2 separate regions of the Homo sapiens genome follow, and region 2 is linked to region 1. The links are chromatin loops, found by intact Hi-C in ENCODE. Cell type or tissue: B cell. All regions are shown on one strand. Links, peaks and the distances in the headings refer to the core of each region. The heading gives the core; the rest is flanking DNA.

What was found. Hi-C counts contacts between places; a loop is a spot of excess contacts. Peaks named below come from ENCODE experiments on the same cell type or tissue, not always from the same donor. Only the 100,000 strongest peaks of a DNase experiment are listed, where the experiment ranks them.
Region 2: it touches region 1 in a loop (28-fold over the local background); 9 of 110 quality-filtered maps call a loop at or near these places.

Annotation. Positions count from the first base shown.
Region 1 is chrX:11,527,657-11,537,835 of GRCh38, forward strand. All of the region lies in intron 1 of ARHGAP6 (Rho GTPase activating protein 6), which reads right to left. Among named protein-coding and RNA genes, the nearest start is that of ARHGAP6, 130 kb to the right of the region's middle. In B cell, for the core only: CTCF peaks have their summits at 5,689 (motif pointing right) and 5,888; a DNase peak (open chromatin) is centred at 5,665.
Region 2 is chrX:12,766,818-12,776,996 of GRCh38, forward strand. No RefSeq gene overlaps it. Among named protein-coding and RNA genes, the nearest start is that of PRPS2, 20 kb to the right of the region's middle. In B cell, for the core only: CTCF peaks have their summits at 3,756 (motif pointing left), 3,957, 4,852 (motif pointing left) and 5,064; DNase peaks (open chromatin) are centred at 3,814 and 4,814; H3K27me3 peaks cover 199 bases.

The DNA.
Region 1 (10,179 bases), core at 1,132-9,131:
TGCTGCATCTTTTTTATCTGTTCCCACATCTTTTTATCAATGACACTAGATTAGGGTTGCCAGACAGAATACAGGTCACTCAGTTAAATTTGACTTTCAGATAATAAATGAATATTTTTAGCATAAATATGTCCCAAATATTGCATGGTTCTAGATGGGTTGGGGAAAACATGATTTTAGAAACCCTGGAATTTTCAACCTTATTTTGCATTATGGTCTTTTCAAAGCATTGCATGGGATCTACTTATAAATACCACATGGAATATACTGTAAAAATATTTGTTTTTCTGAAATTCAAATGTAACTGAGTGATTTGCTAAATCTGGCAATTAGTTACATTAGCTGAATATGCCTAATCACAGAGGTGGTCAAAAGGCTTAAGGACTTGTGGATACAAGTTTCAGTTCAGTTTTTATAAATTCCATTAAAATTTTCGATAAGTATGGCTGGATTCCTTTTAGGAAACGTAGTCTAAAGATTCACATTCTTTTATGAGCAATCGCTACAGAACAAGGGCCCCAAATTCTGTGTGTGTCTGTGTTTCTTTTAGTCCATCTGCTTCCAAAGTCTTATTAAATTCAACTTAAACTACACTGAGCTATTGATTGAACTATTTATTCTACCAATAGACAATACCTATGGTGCTTTTCTGTGGCACGTTTAGATAAAATATTTGCTAACCTTTCAGCACAGAGGGAGATGAAGCCCTGCTAGTGAAGTCCAGCTTACCAAGGGCATATGTTATATATTCCCCTTTTATTCTGGCATACTTCTGATTTAGCCCAGATGCTGTGTAGATTCTACCGATTCTTGCATTTCGCTGCCTACCTTTTACCAAAAGGGTTGCCTAGCAGGGTCCACAGGGTTTCCAAATGCAGGAAACTATAGCAAAGGTTGCTTGTCCTTTTAATCCACAGACTGTTATCAATGCAGATTCTTTGAATGCTTTGAAAAGACCACAATGGACAATGAGGTTGTAAATTTCAAGGCTTCTAAAAAACATATTTCCCCAGCCCTCCTAGAATTGAACCAGTTACAACAAGATCTTTATGCAACAGGGCCCAGATTCTGGACACTAATAGCTTTGCCCCTGGGTGAAGTAGGCCAGGTTTCCTTAAGCAAAGGCCGCTATTAAGCTTTTGGGTTCTCCACCAGGTCTCCAAGGCATCCATGCATGCATAAACAAACAACCCGAAACTCAGCCTTTCCTGTACCCATGTGTAAGCTTAATGGCTTATATTACCAAAACATTACTAAAACCAACCCAGAAATAAAAGAAAATGGATGTCAAATCAGTGTAACTGTCAGTGGAGTGGTTGTCATTCTAGACTTTCTATCCCTGAAAGAAGTTGGATAGAGCAAGAAACATCTGTGTGTGCTTCTGATGTCACACACACAATCTCCCTCTCCCCCATCTACTTTTACTTTTCTCAGGCCCTTGCTGCAAGGGAAATCTCTCGAGTCTTTAGTGTAATGTCTGGAACATAGTAAGTGCTTGATAAATGCCAGCTATCAGCACTATTAACAGGCACTGTCACCTGGTTTAAGGTCAGTTCGACTCCAAGCTAAATTCTCAGTGTTCCCTATAGTTTAGGCTTTGTGGGACTAAAGGCAGTGCACGAATCATGCTCTAGAGCAGTGTTTCTCAAATGACCTGTATTGAAAGACAAGGTTTGCTTGTTTGTTTCCAATCCATTGCAGAATCATACTTTTGTAAAATGTAATAAAAATAAAATAAATTACTAAAAAGGGGTGGAGGGAAGCACATGAAACACAAGCCCAGTTTTAAAAATTAGGTTCAATAGATATAAAATTATGGTGCCAAATTTCTATAAAAGTTTCTAAATGTTTACTCTTGCTTGATTTGCATATATCCTTACAGACCTGCAAGGACTATCTAAGAATTGGCACTGGTCCGGGGACCATACTTTGAGTAGCATGGATCTAAAGATCATTAAACATGCATTTCACTATTGAAAACATAGGCTCTTGAAATGGAATAATATGATTATTTTAATCAGTGAGTAAACTGACACCTTGTTCTTTTATTAATAAGAGAAGAATAACTCTGATAAGTCAAAGTAATATATGCAGTATGAAAATTTAATGATATTTTCCCCAGTAGATTAAATTTCTAATTATGTGGTATTTAGGCTAATGTTAAAATCTGTATTTTCCTTAGTACACAGGCCATCAACAAGTGGAGGTGTCTGCTCAGGAAATACAACTTATTTCTGTCAAAAATATATTGTGAATAATACAATGTATATGCAGTGTATAATACTCTCCAAAGAAGGACAAAAATCAGGAAAACTACAATAGGTATGGATTTGCCACTTCAGAAAGCCACTGCCTTACCTGGATATGGCTCTCTCAAGTTTACAAGACTGTGGCATTAAACCATACTGTGTCTGAATACCTTTCCCATCCCCATCTACCAAGGAAAATTCTGCTGATCTTACAAGACCCAGATCAAGAGTTACCTCTTGAGTGCATTCTCAACATTCATTCATCCATTCATTCGTCATTCACACTCATCCATCCAACAAAAGTGTATTGCCTACCCTACAATATGCCAAGCTGGAGATGGCACATGGTGGTGTAGGTGCTACAGATACAACATTGAACAAACCATGGTTCCTACCTTTTTAGAGTTTGTGTTCTAATGGTGAGAAAGGAGAGAAAAACAAATTAAATATATTCATAATATTGTGTTTGGTAAGTGAAAACTGTTATAAAGCAAAGTAAAACACGGACTCAACTTGCTATCTTCATCTAAACCACAGAACACAGAAAGTACTTTGACAGACTATATTCTCAATTTTCCCAAGGATGATGCACAGCTATTACCATTCTCGATACATACGAGAGAAGTTAATTCATTGCATACAATGGATGCCTTAGGGAATGACATCTTAATTTGCAGACTGAGAGAGGGTGAAATAGAGAGTAACTGAGGTGCTATTTTAGATAATGTACTCTGAGTGGCCTCTGTAAGAATTGTACAAGGGAGCAGAGATCTTTTTTTAAAAATCCTTGAGCATGAGCCATGTGGATAACTAAGGGAAAAACACTTCAGGCAAGAAAACGAAATTCAAATTCCCCAAAACATAGAGAACTTGTTGAGTCTGAGGAACAGCTGGGGGAGGCCTATGTAACTGGAATGGAATGAGTGAAGTGCCAAGTACTGGGAGAAAAGGACAGCAGGTCAGGGTTGTCAGTAGAGGGTGCTCCTACCAAGCCTTATTAGACTGTCACTTTGCAGTTCAATTATAGCATAATCATACTATTTTTCTTCAGTTAGCAATAGGTTGTTTGAAGGCAGAATCTGTGTGACGGTCATTTTGTATTTCGACATCCAGCACTGCAACACGTTAAGGCTTAAATGTGTGACTGAACAAGTGAATGGATAGATGAATGAATTAATATATTCATACAGGGCTTTCACAAACAATATTCATTAATTATCTGCCATCCTTCCAGGAGGCGGATCTAGTCTTACTGCATCTAATTTACATATAAAAAATCTAGGATGTTCATCAACTTGCCTGCAGGTACAGAATTGCTAAGATCTAGGAAAAAGGACCTTCCAAATTCAGATGTTTGACTCTTAGTTTAATGCCCTTCGTATATATTGAGCTTCCAATTATGGTTAATAGAATGGACAGAAGTAAGTTTTTTAAAAAATCACTGTATATCACAATACTTTCTGAAAATGGTAGATGCAAATGTAAAAGTTTACATTGTTTTTAGAGTGGGGACTGGCTGCCCTCTCCTGGAAATATGAAAAAATCCCATGAAGCAAAACCCATTTCTCTAGTCAATCTAAGACATTCCTCCACCCACCCACTCACCTTACCCCTCTTCCCCATCTCTCTGTTTCCTTTCTTTCCTAAACTTTTCTTTCATGTTTGTCAACCTAGATTAATGACAGGGGGTTCTTTTTTTTTTTGGCTGTAAGATTTATTTTTAAAACCTGAACTGCATCAGATACATAATACCCATTTGTTTGCAAGTTGTTGCTTTAAAATTTATTATAATCCATAGCTATCCCAAGCTTTGAGCTTCAGTTCACATTCCCTTTATATCCTCATTTTCTCCAAAATCCAGACAGCTGCCTGGGGTCCCAGCTATTACAGTCAAAACTATCGGTGATTACAGAGATGAAGAAACGTGGTTTCTCTTATTAGCTCAGTACACTTATTCTTACAACTCAAAGTGTGTTCCACAGTCCAGCAACATCAGCATAACCAGTATTAAAAATTCTGAAGCTCAGGCCCCATTGTGCTGGTAATATTTACCAGACAATTACATGCACATTCTCATTTGAGGAGCTCTGCTCCAAGGATGCTATTGAGGCATTGGTGCTACACTGAGCTGGGGTTCGAAGTCTCCTTTGTTTTCAACCATGTGGGTGGAGGTTAGAGAAAGATTTGTTGAACACACAACACTGTAGCCACAATCTCTAATACAGTTCATGGTATTTCTTTAAAAATACAATTCCATTCATTCATTATTAACTGATGCCATTTCTTATGTTCATCATAATCACTTTATACATACGTACCGAGTTTAAAGACAAGGTCTTAAAGTGGATATGTTCACGAACATGTGCGTGTAATGATAAATACCAAGGGAACATGGCTAAGAAATGGCATCAACTGATAAAGAATAAATGAATGAATAACAAAATTTTATTTTTAAAGTAACAGGGTGGACTGTGTTAGAGACTGTGGGTACACTGCTATGTGTTCACCAAAACCTATTCCCTCTCCACCCTGTCTGTGATCATGTGACTGTGTTCTGGCCAATGGGATGGTGCTTGACTGATTACAGGCTGGCCTAGAAAAAAACTTCCCATGCAAGATCCTTTCTCCAGCCTCTGGCTGGAAGTAAGGATTCCAAAGCCCTAGGGCAAGTGTTAACAAACTGGTTTTGCACTGCCTGTGAGCTAATCATGTTTTTTACATTTTTATGGTTGAAGAAAAATTAAAAAGAAGACTATTTCATGAAAAACCTATCAAATTCCAATCTCAGCATTAAAGATAAACTTTTATTGGAATACAGCCACACTCATTCATTTACATATTGTATACAGCTGCTTTCACACTACAAAGGCAAAGCTGAGTAGTTTTGACACAGACCAGAAAGTCCACAAAGCCTAAAATATTTCCCATCTGGCCATTAACAGAAACAGTTTGCTGATCTCTGCCCTAAAGTCTGGCTGAACTACAAGATGGGAGGAGCATGGATCCCCAAGTCACTACAAGGAAGGCTGTCCACCAAATATCCTCATTGGACTCTTACATAAGAGAGAAACAAACTTGCAGTTTCAAAATTTCACTCAGATTTCAGGATTCATCTGTTTCAACTCATACAAAAAATTTCTTTTTTAAAAAATTAGATGTCCAGAGGGCAGTGTGACAGACAGGTAAACTGAATAAAGAAGATGAGAATGCATAATTTTAAGGAGATACCATTTTTGTATTCACAGCGTTTAAGTCATACTGGGGCTACCACCGAGAAGGGGACAACTTTTCAGTAACATATTTTAAAATAAGTGTAATATATCCCCTCATTTCCACTAGGTGGCACTTAAGACCATTTACATTTTCAAAACGGCTCTATTTTGTAGTATGTTGTGTAATATAATCCTTTACTCCCACTAGGTGGCACTTAAGATCCTTTATAATTTCAAAACTAATACATTTTGTAATGTAATGTGTAATATATCCCCTCATTGCCACTAGGTGGCACTTAAGATCCCTTATTCAAAATACACATTTCAGGATCATCACAAAGTTTGTAATTTAATTAAGGTGGAACTATCAAAACCTACTTTATACTCGTTATTGCTGGAGACAGAAAAAGATACAAATCAGAACCTCTCCCTCCAAAGAATTGATCATTTGTAGATTTATAGTATAACAAACAACATGTATCTTCCTATCAAATTCCCAAATTAAAATCTTCTCATTTCAATAAACTTATTGTTGGTTTGATAATCATTTAAATTGCATAAACATGTTTTACCCAAATGTTCACAGGTCCCACATAAGCAAAATACTGCCCTAAAAGTCTTTGTTTACAGAGAGAAAGGTCACCAATCCTGTCTTCAAGATGCATCTCTAGTAGTGACAGCCATTAACATGCATCATCTTGCAGTCATTTTGTGATTCTTACCATATTTTGTCCAAAATACATTGTGTATCCTTGACAAAAATGTGTTGAAACCAAGTAATAGTTTCTAGACTATGATAAAGAATGTGGGCTGCATCCTGAGAGTAATTATAGAAATATTGAAAGGTTTTGGATTTTTGGAAAGATCACTGTGACATGGAGAAAGAACTGGAGGACTGAAGTGGTCAAGACTAGAGACTAGTTAGGTGGCCTTATCTAGGATAGTAGGCCCTTACAATGGAAAGAAATAAATGGACTCAAGAGACTTGAAGTAGTTACAGTTCTTATCTCTGTGGGCGATAAAGCCCATAAGCTGGAATCAGCTGACTTAGATTCAAAATGGAGATGCTGCCTACCGCAATAGTGCTCTCATGGGAATTAAATAACATCAATATCAGGTGCTTGCTGTACTGCCTGTTGACATGCAGTTGAGCAGTGAAGGGTGTTATTATGGGTCCCACTGTCTACACTCTAGAGAAGATGCTTACACCCTCACACTTAGGTTAATACTATACCTCCATATTGGGCTCCCAGTACCCTATATCTATGGTGTAAAGTGGAGTTTCTCAGCCTTGGCAATATTGACATTTGGATAATACTTGATGGCGGAGGCTTTCCTGTGCATCATAGAATGTTTGACCACATCCCTGGCCTCTACCCACTAGAGGGCTTCTAGAAGCATCCCTCCCCTCCAGCAGTGGCAACCAAAAATGTTTTCAGACATTACCAACTGTCTTCTCGGGGGCAAAATCATCCCCCTTTGAGAACCACTGGTACAGGCCATGGTAGCGAACAGCCCTGTCCAACAGAAATACAATGTGAACCACAAATGAGAGCCACTATGTAATTTATAACTTTCTAGTAGCCACATTAAAAAAGTGAAAAGAAACAGGTGAAACTGATTTTAAACTATATTCTATTTAACCCAGTGTAGCCAAGGTATCATAATTTTAACATGTAATCTACATAAAAATTATCAATGATATAGTTTACATTTTTTCATATTAGTCTTTGAAATCCAGTGTGCATACCTAACCCTAACAGCACATCTCAATGTGGACTCAGCACCTTACAAGTGCCCAACAGCTCCATGGGGTTAAGGGCTACTATATTGAACAGTGCGGAGACAGTATCTCATAGCGTGCATTTTTATATACTGATACCATCTTATTTTCTTCCCCCCATTTCACCATCATCCTCCTTTATCTTATTAGTTTCAAATTTTTAACCACATACGGTATTACATAGTTTCTTTTTATTGCAATAAGAGCTGGTAGGAATAAATTATCAACAAGTGGCCCCTCTCTCCAGTTCCTCCACCATGGCCACTGCTACCTTTGTTGGCTTAAAACACACTTGCATTTAGCCACCCTGCTTCCCATGTATCTGTGTTATGTCTGCCCCCATTACCCATAGAAGTCTCTATCTCTTCATCAAATCATTCTCTGTGCTGACTAATGTTTACCTTCTAGAATTATTCCCATTTATATGGAGACAGCCATATTGTCTCCTTGGGAAAATTGCTTAAATCTTGCATGGAATGAGTCAGCAAACTTTAATGTGATGTTCTGCAAGCCATATGGACTCAACCAACATCTACTGAAGAGCGCTTCATCCTTACATGAGGCTACTTGTTTTACTTATCCTCAAAATAATGAGCCTTCTTGCTGAAAGCGGCAGGTCCCAGTAGCCCACCTTAAGCTTTTTCTCCTCAATGATCAACAGCTTTGATGTACTATAAAAGGAAGTTTTAAGGGCCTCTGCCCTCCTTTAAGTCACCATATTTTTTCCCCATATTCCATAACCACCCGGCATCTCTCATCCCCATGCCCATCTGTGTTGAAGCAGACACCGATTCTGGGGCTGCATTCCAGTCTCTCATTAACAGTGGCCTGGCTTACATCTGACAGTAAGTACGATCCAAGATGGCCCTGATTAACATCCTAGAGAAGAGGAATCTGTGATATGTTCAAAGCAAACAACAGCAAAAAATTCCATTTCCCATTGTTGCTCTGCAGATATCCTTTGGGTTGGAATTTAAAACTATATTGCTATGGCTCCTGAAAACTAGCTTCATATTTTTGTTAATGTTTATGTTTTCCTGACCATCACATTGATGAAGTTCATTCACCATTTATTCATCATGCAAGGATTTTTGTCAGCATCCTTTTGAGGTCCAGCTTCAGCTCATTTTCCTTTGCCTATCTGACCTTAGTAAGCCCACAACATAACATAGAGCAAGGCTGGTGGGCCAGAGGCTGGTGAGTGAGCCAAGCCAACCAACCAGTGTAGAGGGTGGAATAGATGCTGTAGGTACCCCATCATGTCCTCTCAGCACTCGCTGCTTCAGGACATCCCATGACATCCAGCTTCACACATAAGCAGCTCTCTGCCTATAAGCTTTCTCTTGACTAGGGAAAAAAAGGAAAGCCAGAAGTGCCAGGGACCTAATGCCCCTGGATGTTGCCCTGAGCCAACAGCAGCTGAGATTTGGAGGATAAATACCTCAGTGTCCTTGTCCGTTGGGTGGGATAACTCTGAGTTGTATTCTATACTGGCTTATAGGGTTCCCTAATGGGATTGCAGCCCATCTCCTAAAGTGGAAATGTGCTCAACAGTACACCTGTTATTGGATTCCTCCCTTCTCTGTCTCACACCTCCGCTCCTCTACTTTTATTCTCCAAATAAACTCCTTGAATGTGAATCCTTGACTCAGGTGCTACTTCTGGGAGAACCTCATGCAAATCACACTCTGTTTAATAGATAAATATTTTGTTTCTTTGTGAACAATCACCATCAAGAGAGACGATAAAACCTTAATGAAAGTTGAAAAATAATTTAACTTGTGGTATGAAAATATGCACAAAAACATATTTCTGGACAAAAACGTAACTAAAGAAAGCAAAGAGCCTGTACAATTATTTTTGTATTGTCTCTGATATTTGAATTTTTTACTGTGTAATATTTACCAAGGATAAAAAGTACGCTTGAACTCTCTCAAATAATAACATAATAGGGGTTTGCATAAAATGAAATTACCAATTAGAACTTTTTCACGGAAGGGCCTTCAATTTTTTACACCTAAATACTTCAGTAAAATCCAGTGACTTGTTTTCCTAGACTTGATAGAATGTGCTATCACCATCACAAATATTTCAAGCATAGATTCTCTTTCCACACATGATGAAAACTGGGAGCTGTCCCTCAATACTTGTTCTCTTCTTCTGTCACAGTAATACAACATCCAATTTTAGCTGGCATATACCCATCTAGAATAAATATTAGATAACCCAGCCTATTTACAATTAGGAATGGCTATGTGAATAAATTCTAAACAATGAGAGGGAATCAGAAACGTCCTGTCGCGACAACAGATACTTTGCCTTAAGAGACAGTGGTTCTCAACTGGGTGACTTGCCAGCCAGGGAACATGTGGCAATGTCTTGAGACATTTTTAGTTGTTGCAACTGAGGTTCCTACTGGTATCAAGTGGGCAGAGACCAAGGTTGTTGTGAACATTCTACAATGCACAGGACAGCTCCTCTCAGCAAAGAATTACCCTGCCCAAAATGTCAACGGCACAGAGATTACACAACTCCAAATCAGACACTGGATTTGAAACAAGAACTCAGAAACAATTGCTTCTAGTTCTTTTAAGCTCTGGCACAGAATCCAAGGGTTTTTCGTGTCTCTAATATCTACAAAGCAATAAAAGATGATGCTGGCTTATGTTATTAGCCATGGTATTTGAAATATCCCAAGTTCTGAACTTTTGTTCAACTTGATTCATTTTCTCTGTCAATCACTAAAGCAGTAGTTCTCATAACTTTCTGGTCTCAGGACCCCGTTACACTCATAAATTATTGGAAGTTCCAAAAGCTTGTGTTTATGTGAGTTTTATCTATTGCTATTTATTGAATTAGGAATTAAAACTGAGAAAGTTTTAAAACACAAGAACACATTCTATTAGCTATCAGCATGATATTCATTGCACACCAT
Region 2 (10,179 bases), core at 1,509-9,508, 1.2 Mb after region 1:
AACTGGGAAAAAAGGCTACATAGGAAGATGAAACCATTCAAAAAATCTACCATTAATATATTCTCAGAGAAATAAGAGAAGATATTACGTCCATGAAATGAGAACTGGATGCTATCAAAATATTGTAAAAGAAAAACCAGGAAATAAGAGCATGCTTTTGGAAATTAGGAGATTGCCATTTTGTAAGATTAAAAATCATCAAATATTGGCAATTTCATACGGTTTCACATTAATGAACACAGAAATGAAAAACTCAAATAGAACAAAAAGTTGAGGAAGTCTCTCAGAGACTAGAGCAAAAAGATAAAGAAATGAAAAATAGAAAAAAAAAGTATCACTCCAGGCAGGCGGGCCAACGACTAAGTGGAAAAAGTCCCAGAAAAAGAAGACAGGAAAAAATGCAGGGAAGGAAATTGTCGCAGAAGTAAACCAAGAAACTATCCCAGAATTGAAGGCATAATTGGAAGGGTCCCCTGAGTGACTAATACAATGGATGAAAATAGAACCATACTGAGACACATGCTAGGGTCAAAGAGAAGCTCAGAGAAGCTTCCAGAGAGGAAAACTGAGGAAGAAACAATCTTATTACAAGGTTTGAAATGCTTCGAATCTCTCAACAGAAACAATGGAAACTACAAGTATATAGAATAAAGCCTTTAACATTGTGAAGGAAAACTGTCTCCAATCAAGAACTCTACCATCAGCCAAGTTTTGAGTTAAGTGTGAAAGCATGCTTAAGACATTTTCAGACTTGCAGAACGTCAAAAATATATTTCCCAACTACCATTCCTCAGGAAGCTACTGGATGACAGGCTTCCCCCCAGCCCCCGCCTCCAAATGAAGGAGTCTAAAAGAAAGAGGAAGATATGGTGCCAGAGAAACTTTGGAACTGGTGATAAAGGTAGGGCTAGTAACAGAAGTACTGGGCTTAAGAAAAAGCAAACTTAAATACATATATATATATACAATAATGTGAAAAAATTATCTGGAGCATGTCTTTCAAACTTTAATGTGAGTCATTTGGAGGGCTGGTTAAACCTGAGCAAGCTTTCTGGGCAGAAATTGTTCTGTACACATGTTATTGAGGGATATGGAGGTTAATTAGAAAAAAAAGTGGTTATATCCAGGGAAGAAAAACTGGAGCCACAGGGGCTGGGGGTGGGGAGGTGCAGTGCAGGAAATTATTGCTAATGGCTGCAGTGGGTCCTAGCAGGAAGACATCTGGCCCTGTATAACAGGGGTCAGCAAATTATGGCCAGGGAGCCAGCTGCCTATCTTTGCAAATAAACTTTTATTGGAACACAGCCACGTCCATTTATTTCAGTGTTGTCTATGACTGCTTGCCCAGGAGAATGGCAGGGTTGAGTAGTTGCCACAGAGTCTGTGTGACCCACGAAGCCTACAATATTTACTATCTGGTCTTTTACAGAAAAGGTTTGCAAATCCCTGTTTTAAACCATCGGTGTTTAACTGATAGAAATAAAAACTAAATTCTAAAAGAGCAAAAAAGAAAAAAATAATGACTATAGAATGGTAAAATGTTAGAGCTGGAAGAAATCACCTCCATCTGCATTGCTTAAGGAGAGAAGACTCAGGTTCGGGGAGGTGAAGTATGAATTGAAAGTAATGGCAAAAACCGCAGTTACTTTTACACCAATCTAATAGCTTGTCCATGGCCCGAAGGTAGTGGGAAATCCAGGAGTATGACCCAGGTCACTGATTTCCCCCATTGCCACATGGTTATCTCTTACTAATCTATCACTGTATTTAAATGGCTTTCCATCTAGGCAAGTTATAAAACATTACTTAGTTTAGTAAAGTAAGGTATTCATGACTTAAAACTGGCATGTGACTAGGGTTCACCGAGAGTTCTAATTCAGCATTCTACAATGAAATCTGTGAACCATAAAGCCTGCATGCAGCTGAAATTCCTAAACTTTTCAGGAACACTGGAGTACACAATCAACGTTGCCTTAAATGTGATTTTCAATGGCTTTCAATTGTAAAGCATTACGCTAGCTTGTTGTCAGTTATTTCATCAAACCAAGTATGTATTTGCCACTTGGGGGGGCTATCATCTTCCTAAAGCAGGGTTTAAGGTGCCTAAGATGGAGAGTTCCAGTGTGAACCATGCACGTCCTTTGTTACAACCTAAAGCGCTGTGACAGGTAGAACGAAAAATGTAATGGCTCACACACAGAGAAGTTTCTGATTCACGTAACACTTTGAAGGGATAGGAGTTGGGGAAGGGAGTTGGTTTATAAAGTAGGGGGTAGGGAAGAGAAGGGCTCTGTTTCACATGGTCATTCAAAGGCCCAGGCTGATGGTGGCTCTGCCATCTTCAAAATTTGGCTTCCCAGAACACTCTAGTCATTATCATTCCGGCCAGCAGGAAGAGGGGAAAGTCATGGAGGAGTATGTGAGGTTTAATGCCACATCTGTTCACATTGTACTGGCTAGAACTCAGCCACACGCTGGCACCTAACTGTGAAGGCAACTGGGAAATTTACAAGGATTTGAAAAATCAGGAAATATATAATGAACTTTGTATTTGTTTATTTTTATTTTTTAGAAATGGAAGTCTCACTATATTGGCCAGACTAGATTTGAACTCCTGGGCTCAAGTGATCCTCCTGCCCCAGCCTCCCATGTAGCTGGGATTACAGGCACGTGCCACCATGCCTGACTTGATGAACTATTTTAAAACAATATTTTCTGTACATCTTCAATTAACAAGCTCAATATGTTTTCTTCAGCTTCCAAACACATTTTCACATGTGTGGCCATGGGCCTGGGGAAGGGGTAAATGAATGTTCGTGGTCTTCACCATATTTATTGCTAAAGACTGAGGTTTATAGCCAAAAATGCTTGCAAAGCAACATTCCATTGTTATCACTGAGATCTTTTCTCCATTGGAAAGTGGGAATGAGACAGACAGGTGTCCTACAGAGGTCTTTTGTCCACCTAACTATATCAAAAACACTTTCAGTCATTACTATTGAAGAGCAGTTTTGATCTATAACTTAGTGGGCTGAAAATTAGGGTGTGGGCATTTTAGTTGTGGCATAAACTGGGCATAGTGTCCCCAAGGACTCAGGCTTAGGAAGAGGGCTTACTTGACCTGAAGCTAAACATTTTTTAACAAATAGTTGCAGAAAAATACATAGTCACCTGCAAGCACTGACAGGTAATAGCCTGGCATGAATCTAAATACCTTTATCTTACATACCTGTAATAGTTTAAATCTGAAGACAACCTGAATCCCAGCTGATGCAGCTTGTACACCCAAGCCAGTGCACCTGATCGTCTAGGGTCCCACAGGCCTGTGGCTTCCTCCTCTCATGGGGTCAGCATGAGTTATAAATCCTGCAGCAGCATACCCACCTTTCCTTCCTGGTTCTTCTATTTGCACTGTTGCCTGCAAGAAACTATGGATGGGGAAAAGTAAAAATTCACTCTCCCCAGTCTTGCATCAGTTGGCCTGGAATTAGCATGATCCATGTGGTCTGCCATTTGGTTTGCTGTCCAGCCCTTCCTGATCACCAGGAGAGACCGAGAGCTCAGGAGTGAAGCAGAGAGCACATGCACCAATGTGGGGGCCGGTGGTCCTGATAGCCCTGGAGCTACCCAGACAGACGGGAGAAAGGGGACTCTCTAGGCCATCAAAGATAAACTGCATTTCCCTTAGAATACTACCTAAGCCTGCTCCATCTTCACCTAGGAGCCATTTATTTGTTTTTATATTAAGAATTTTATTATGCGCTTTGGTTTATATTCATTATGATTTACAAAGTCCTGCCATCTAGTGGCCAAATTAATAACACATCTTCTCTGAACACGCCAGTATCTGCCCAGGACTCAAATATCGGATCCTTGAAATGTTTTTTAACAATGCCTAATGTAGAGCAGATATTCAGAAATATTTAATGCAAAAGTAAAATGTAGTTCAACCAACAGTTTCAAGATATGGTATATGACATACAAGGAAATGAAAGAAAGCAGACATCCTACGATATTTATGGCTAAGCTCTATTGTCAGTGTGTTATAATCCAGTAGGGATCTCTCCAAAGAGAAATCTCAGAAGGGCCAAATATGGTGAATTATTGTATGTACACTCATGGTCTTCATCATCGTGGTCATCATCATTATCATTACACAGACAAAAGGGGCCAACAACAGGCTTACCTTGAGAGAAGGGGAGAAATGGACTACAGCAGAGTTTCCCAAATTTGTCTGCATATTTATAATCACCTGGAGATCATTTAGATTCCAAAGCCCAGACCACATTGCATGCCAGTTAAATCACAATCTCTGGGAGTGGCCCAGGCATCAGTATTTTTGAAGTTCCCAGATTCAAATACACAGTCATGTATGGGGATCACGGGATTATGAGTATCCAGCATTTACATCCGTGCAATGGTATCTTACACGAGCAGTTTACAAGAGCATTTTGGACTAGATTAACTCATCTAATCCTTGTGCATTAGGATTATAAGTAAGAATAATCCCTGTGCGATAAATAAAATCATTTCCCTGTTGGTTCCTAATTTTCCAGAAAGCTTGGGAAGTCATCTGGGAGCTACATTGGCACAGCAAGCCTGCCCTCTTCCCTATATTATGTGGTTGCTTGAGGTGGCTGGGGTGGGGAAGCTGACCAAGAGTATGGGGGACTAAAGCCCCATTCCCCACACAGTGCCCCCACTGATTAATTACCTCTGCTTTCGAAAGGCAGAGACAGAGGCTTCTCATTTCCTTAAAGCGGCACAGCGGTGCACAGCGGTGCACAGCGGAGGCGGCACAGCGGTGCACAGCAGAGGCAGCACTGCGCCCTCTGCTGGAGGGTCCGAGTGGGCTCTTGGGTATGCAGTGGCAACAGCAGCGCCCTCCGGCGTGTGCTTTCCACTCACGGAGCTGGGATCCATGCACTGCAATGCCCTTCATGCAGATTGAATGTAGACAAATCCGAATTTTTCTGATGTATTTCTATATAAAACGATTATTTACTTCGTGGAAGCCTTTTTTTTTTTTTTTTTTTTTTGAGGCAAGGTCTCAATCTGTCACCCAGGTGAAAGTGGCAGTGGCGCAATTACGGCTCATTGTGGCCTCTATCCCTGAGCTCAAGAGATCCTCCCGCTTCATTTAGTGATTTTTTGTAGAGACCCCACCTCTACTATTTTTGTAGGTCCCGTGTTACCCAGGCTGGTCTCGAGCTCCTCGGCTCAAGTGATCCACTTGCCTTGGCCTCCCAAAGTGTGGGGATTACAGGCGTGAGCCACTGCGTCCAGCAAGGCTTCCTTTCCCTAAAAAAAGAATCACCACAGAATTTCTGAAGATAACCAACCCATTTTCTATATTTTACATTATTCCATTTAAAAATTCAATTCTATATTCATCTTCTTCAGCAATCGTTTTTGGGTCGAAGATAAGCACACTGAAATACTTATCCAAGCCATTGGTTTTACATTTTTATACTTGCCCATCCAGCAGACAATAAAACAGAAAGAGAAACTTTTCAAAACCCAAAGAGATCCCCCTCTCTCAGGGCTGCTGTGTACGGGTACACAGGTTGTGCACTGTACAACTTCAGGAGGCACACACCATATGGACAGTAATGTGAATCATAGCCCTTCATTGATGCAACAAGGTGGGACTGCTCTGGTGCTAGGTGTTGCAGAAGAAATAGAGAAGCCTGCCTTCACTTGTGTTTCTAACATGAGTGCTGGTGACCCACGAGCTCTGTCGTGAAACACCCCACAGCCAACTCTAACGGTTATCACTTCAAAGCCAGTGCTGTTTCTCCTGGGATGGCTTCGTGCTGCTTCTAGGTCATTTTTCCAGTCATATAAAATGCGTATCTTTCTTTTGTTTTTAAAAATACTTTCTCTGAGAACGTTTTAAAAAAAGATTTGTTCCAGCTCATCCATACTCAAGAGAACTTCATGTTTTGTACCCTAAACTTGAAAAACTCAGATAACAGAGAGAACGTAATGTTTGTGTTTACTCCATGACCCTTTATGAACCTTCAGTATCATACTTGCCTTTATTCTTCTGAGCAAATGCTGATTCTGCTTGTATTCAAATTCGTGTTTGACCTCTTCTGAAATATATGATCAGTATTGTGTTTCAAATCGCCTTCGAAGTGTACTTACTTGTGAGTGCAAGCCTCTCCTCAGCTGGAGATCACACGCAGCTCCTTGGGAGGGAAGGGGGTCTGGGTCCAATTGGATTGCTTGCCCTCATATAGAACACAGAACTCATAAAAATGGATATGTGAGGAAGAGAGGTGCTAAACTCATCATGGCCAGTGGTCCTTACATTTCTTACTGCAACTAGCTCTTCAGCAAATGCTAAAAGCCATCTTTCAAGATCCCGAGTCTGGCCAGGTGCAGTGGCTCATACCTGTAACCCCAGCACTTTGGGAGGCTGAGACCGGTGGTTCAAAACCAACCTGACCAACATGGTGAAACCCCGTCTCTGCTGAAAATACCAAATAATAATAACAAAAATAAAATTTTTTAAAAATCCCGGGTCTGCCTGTATACCCCGACACCATCACCACCGGGGATCACATAGACTACTTTTTCCTTCTCTGCTTCTCTTAGGTGCCTAGAACATCGGCACTCTTTGGGGTTTCAAACGTTCACTTCTAACTTGGCTTTTGTTTCTTTTTTGAGATGGAATTTCGCTCTTGTTACCCAGGCTGGAGTGCAAAGGTGTGATCTCGACTCACTGCAACCTCCGCCTCCTGGGTTCAAGCGATTCTCCTGCCTCAGCCTCTCAAGTAGCTGGGATTACAGGTGTGCGCCGCCACACCCGGCTAATTTTGTATTTTTAGTAGAGACGGGGTTTCACCATGTTGGTAAGGCTGATGGCAAACTCCTGACCTCAATTGATCCACCCGCCTCAGCCTCCTAAAGTGCTGAGATTACAGGAGGGAGCCACCGTGCCCGGCCCTAACTTGGCTTTCTAATGTAATTCTTTTAAATCCACTTGGTCTTTTTAATCTTGTGTTAGTATGTCCGGTTTGATTGTTTCTGTGTTTTTTATCTTCAAGCTGGCCCAAATCCCTTTAGGAAGGGAAATAAAAAACACACAAATTGGAAAATATGTAGTTGCAACTCCAAGCCTATGAGATCTGGTCAGGACATGGGTGCCACAGAAACCAGAGGTCGGGAGACCCCTGAACCCTGCTTCCTGCTCACGGCAACAGCAGGGGTGGCTGAAGCCAGAGAGATAGTTTTGCTCTCTTATTTCTTATCACATAGGAATCACAGGACATAACGCCATAGCAATTAGCAGGGGCAGTGTGTGGAGTAGTTCAGTTGACAGGCTTGAAAGATCATACACACCTAAGTTCAAATCCCAGCTCTGCCACTTAGCAGCTATCGATCAACTTGCTTATTCTCTCTGCCCTTCAGTTTATTCATCTGTAACATGGAGATAGTAATTCACACCTTTTCAGCTTTTGTAAGGATTAATTGAATTAATGAATGTGAATACTTAGCACAGTGCTTAGGGAATGAACAATATGGGTGCAAAACATATTAGAGCCAAATATAATAAGTATAGTTTTATAATTTTTTCCCAGAAGAAAGCTGGATAATAATATATGACTGGCCAGTGGGAGGGAGAGCATCAGGATCAATAGTTAATGCATGCGGGGCTTAATACCTAGGTGATGGCTTGATAGGTGCAGCAAACCACCGTGGCACACGTTTACCTATGTAACAAACCTGCACATTCTGCACATGTATCTCGGAACCTAAAATAAAATAAAATAATATATATATATATACCTATATATGACTGGCTATTTTATCACTCATCTTTCTAAATAATAGGCACAATTCAAATTGTTCTCTTTTATTAAAAGGTTTGGGGCTATGGAAAGAAAATCTTGTAGAAAACACCTTATTTCTCTCTTCAAACGTTTCCCCAATTTTTTTCCTTTGATTTTTATATCTTTGAAATGTAATTGCCCTCAAACACTAATTTATTAACAGTTGAACATTTGATTTGCATACAGTCATCTTTCATTCAAAACTACTAAATTGTTTCGGAAGTTTTTTTTTCCAAAAATAAAAATTACCAATACAGATTCTCAGCACGCACTCAATAAACTGATTGAGAAGAAATATACTCTTAAATTTCCTTCACTTTTAGAAAGACAAGTTCTCTGGAATTTGCTCTATTTCAAAAGGTTAAAATAGTAAGTTCTAGTTCTTTGCATTCTAGATGCTTTGCCATGAGACCGATATACTTCCCATACTTTAATTTTTCCAAAATATAGGAAAAATGTACAATAGGTTGGACGCAGTGGCTCACACCTGTAATCCCAGCACTTCGGAAGGCCAAGGTGGGTGAATGGCTTTGAGCTCATGAGTTTGAGACCAGCCTGGGCAACATGGTGAAATCCCATCTCTACAAAAAAAATACTAAAATTAGCCAGGTGAGGTGACATGTGCCTGTGGTTCCAGCTACTCGGGAGGCTAAGGCTGGAGAATCACTTGAACCTGGGAGACAGAGGCTGCAGTGAGCTGAGATCATGCCACCACACTCCAGTCTGGGTGACAGAGTGAGACCCTGTCTCAAAAACTAAAAATAAAATAAGATTTTTTTTAATGCACAATAAAAATTAGAATAATACCAAAACAATGATGATACAATAAAAGCCTTTCTCCAGAAGAAAATGAAAATATAAACATATTTCTAAAATAAGTATTATTTGGGAGGTTAAGCTAAACCAGCAAATCTCAAGCTACATATGGTTACAATTTATATGAAAAAGAAAATTTCCAACCAACGGCATCTGAACCATAAATCTAGATTTAGACAATTCCACTGTTACTTGTTTTCCCAGGGCTGCATTATTCATTTTAGAATTGGAATTTTCTTTAATTCTCTAAAATACAAGGCAGGAAGCAGATTCGTTGCCATGTGGAAGAGTGCAAGTCCTTTGACTACGTGGGTCTCTGTCCCCGACCTCAACGCTGCCGGCCATGCTCTGTTGAGCCTAGTTCAGGATCAAGAGCTTCAGAATACCCTCCATCTTAAGGCAACATTTATACAGACCTATTTGATATGCTCTTTGGTTTTTTTCTCTTCAACAGTAAAAGCACACTCCCTCTTCAGGAGGATAATTAAATTTCTCCAGTCCCATGCACGTCCTGAGCTGCATTGCAGGCCCAGGTTAATTGGAGACAGGCAGCTATTTGCCCTCTAATTTAAATGAGTCCTAAGGCTGAGAGGCATACAAGCAAAATCAGACACCTACAAGAGCCAACAGAACAAACGGAAAGGTGTGCTTAGGGCATGGCCTAACAGCAAACACAAGCACAGTCGAGAGGATAGGACAATCGACATTTGGCTTCCATGGGCAGAAAATAGAGACCACTGGAGCAGACAGCAGAGAGGAGAATGTTGCCCCAGGAAAAGGGGGCAGCCTCTACCCAGGGGCAGACAACTATGGCTAGATGTGCAGGCAGGATGTATGTTGCCAGATCTTCTGGTTTTTCAAGAGATGTCAAAGATTTGGTGTTTATATGGAGTTTTCTATATTTTAAAAGTTAAGAACCCAGCCAGGCACAGTGGCTCACGCCTGTAATCCCTGCACTTTGGGAGGCTAAGATGGGCGGATCACTTGAGGTCAAGAGTTTGAAACCAGCCTGGCCAACGTGGTGAAATACTGCTTCTACTAAAAATATCAAAAAAAAAAAAAAAAAAATAGCCGGGTGTGGTGGTGCGTGACTGTAATCCTAGCTACTCGGGAGGCTGAGGCAGGAGAACTGCTTGAACCTGGGAGGCGGAGGTTGCAGTGAGCCGAGATTGCACCATTGCACTCCAGCCTCGGCGACACAGTGAGACTCCGTCTAAAATAAATAAATAAGTAAATGTAAATTAAGGACTGGTTCAGACTAAAGACAACAACACAACATTGCTACTCAGACCAAAGAGAACAGAACTGCAAGACGCTGGTTTCCTAATTGTGGCATAGAGTGATGTTTTCTTCAGGGTTGCATTTCTCCCCAAAATATAAATTGAGACCAATGTCATTCTTTCAAACACTCTTCTTTAAAGGAAATATCAAAGAAATAAACCTCTATACTACATGCAATGTAGGATCCTGGATTGGATCCTGGAACAGAAAAAAAGACCATAGTGGTAAAGTAGTGAAATCT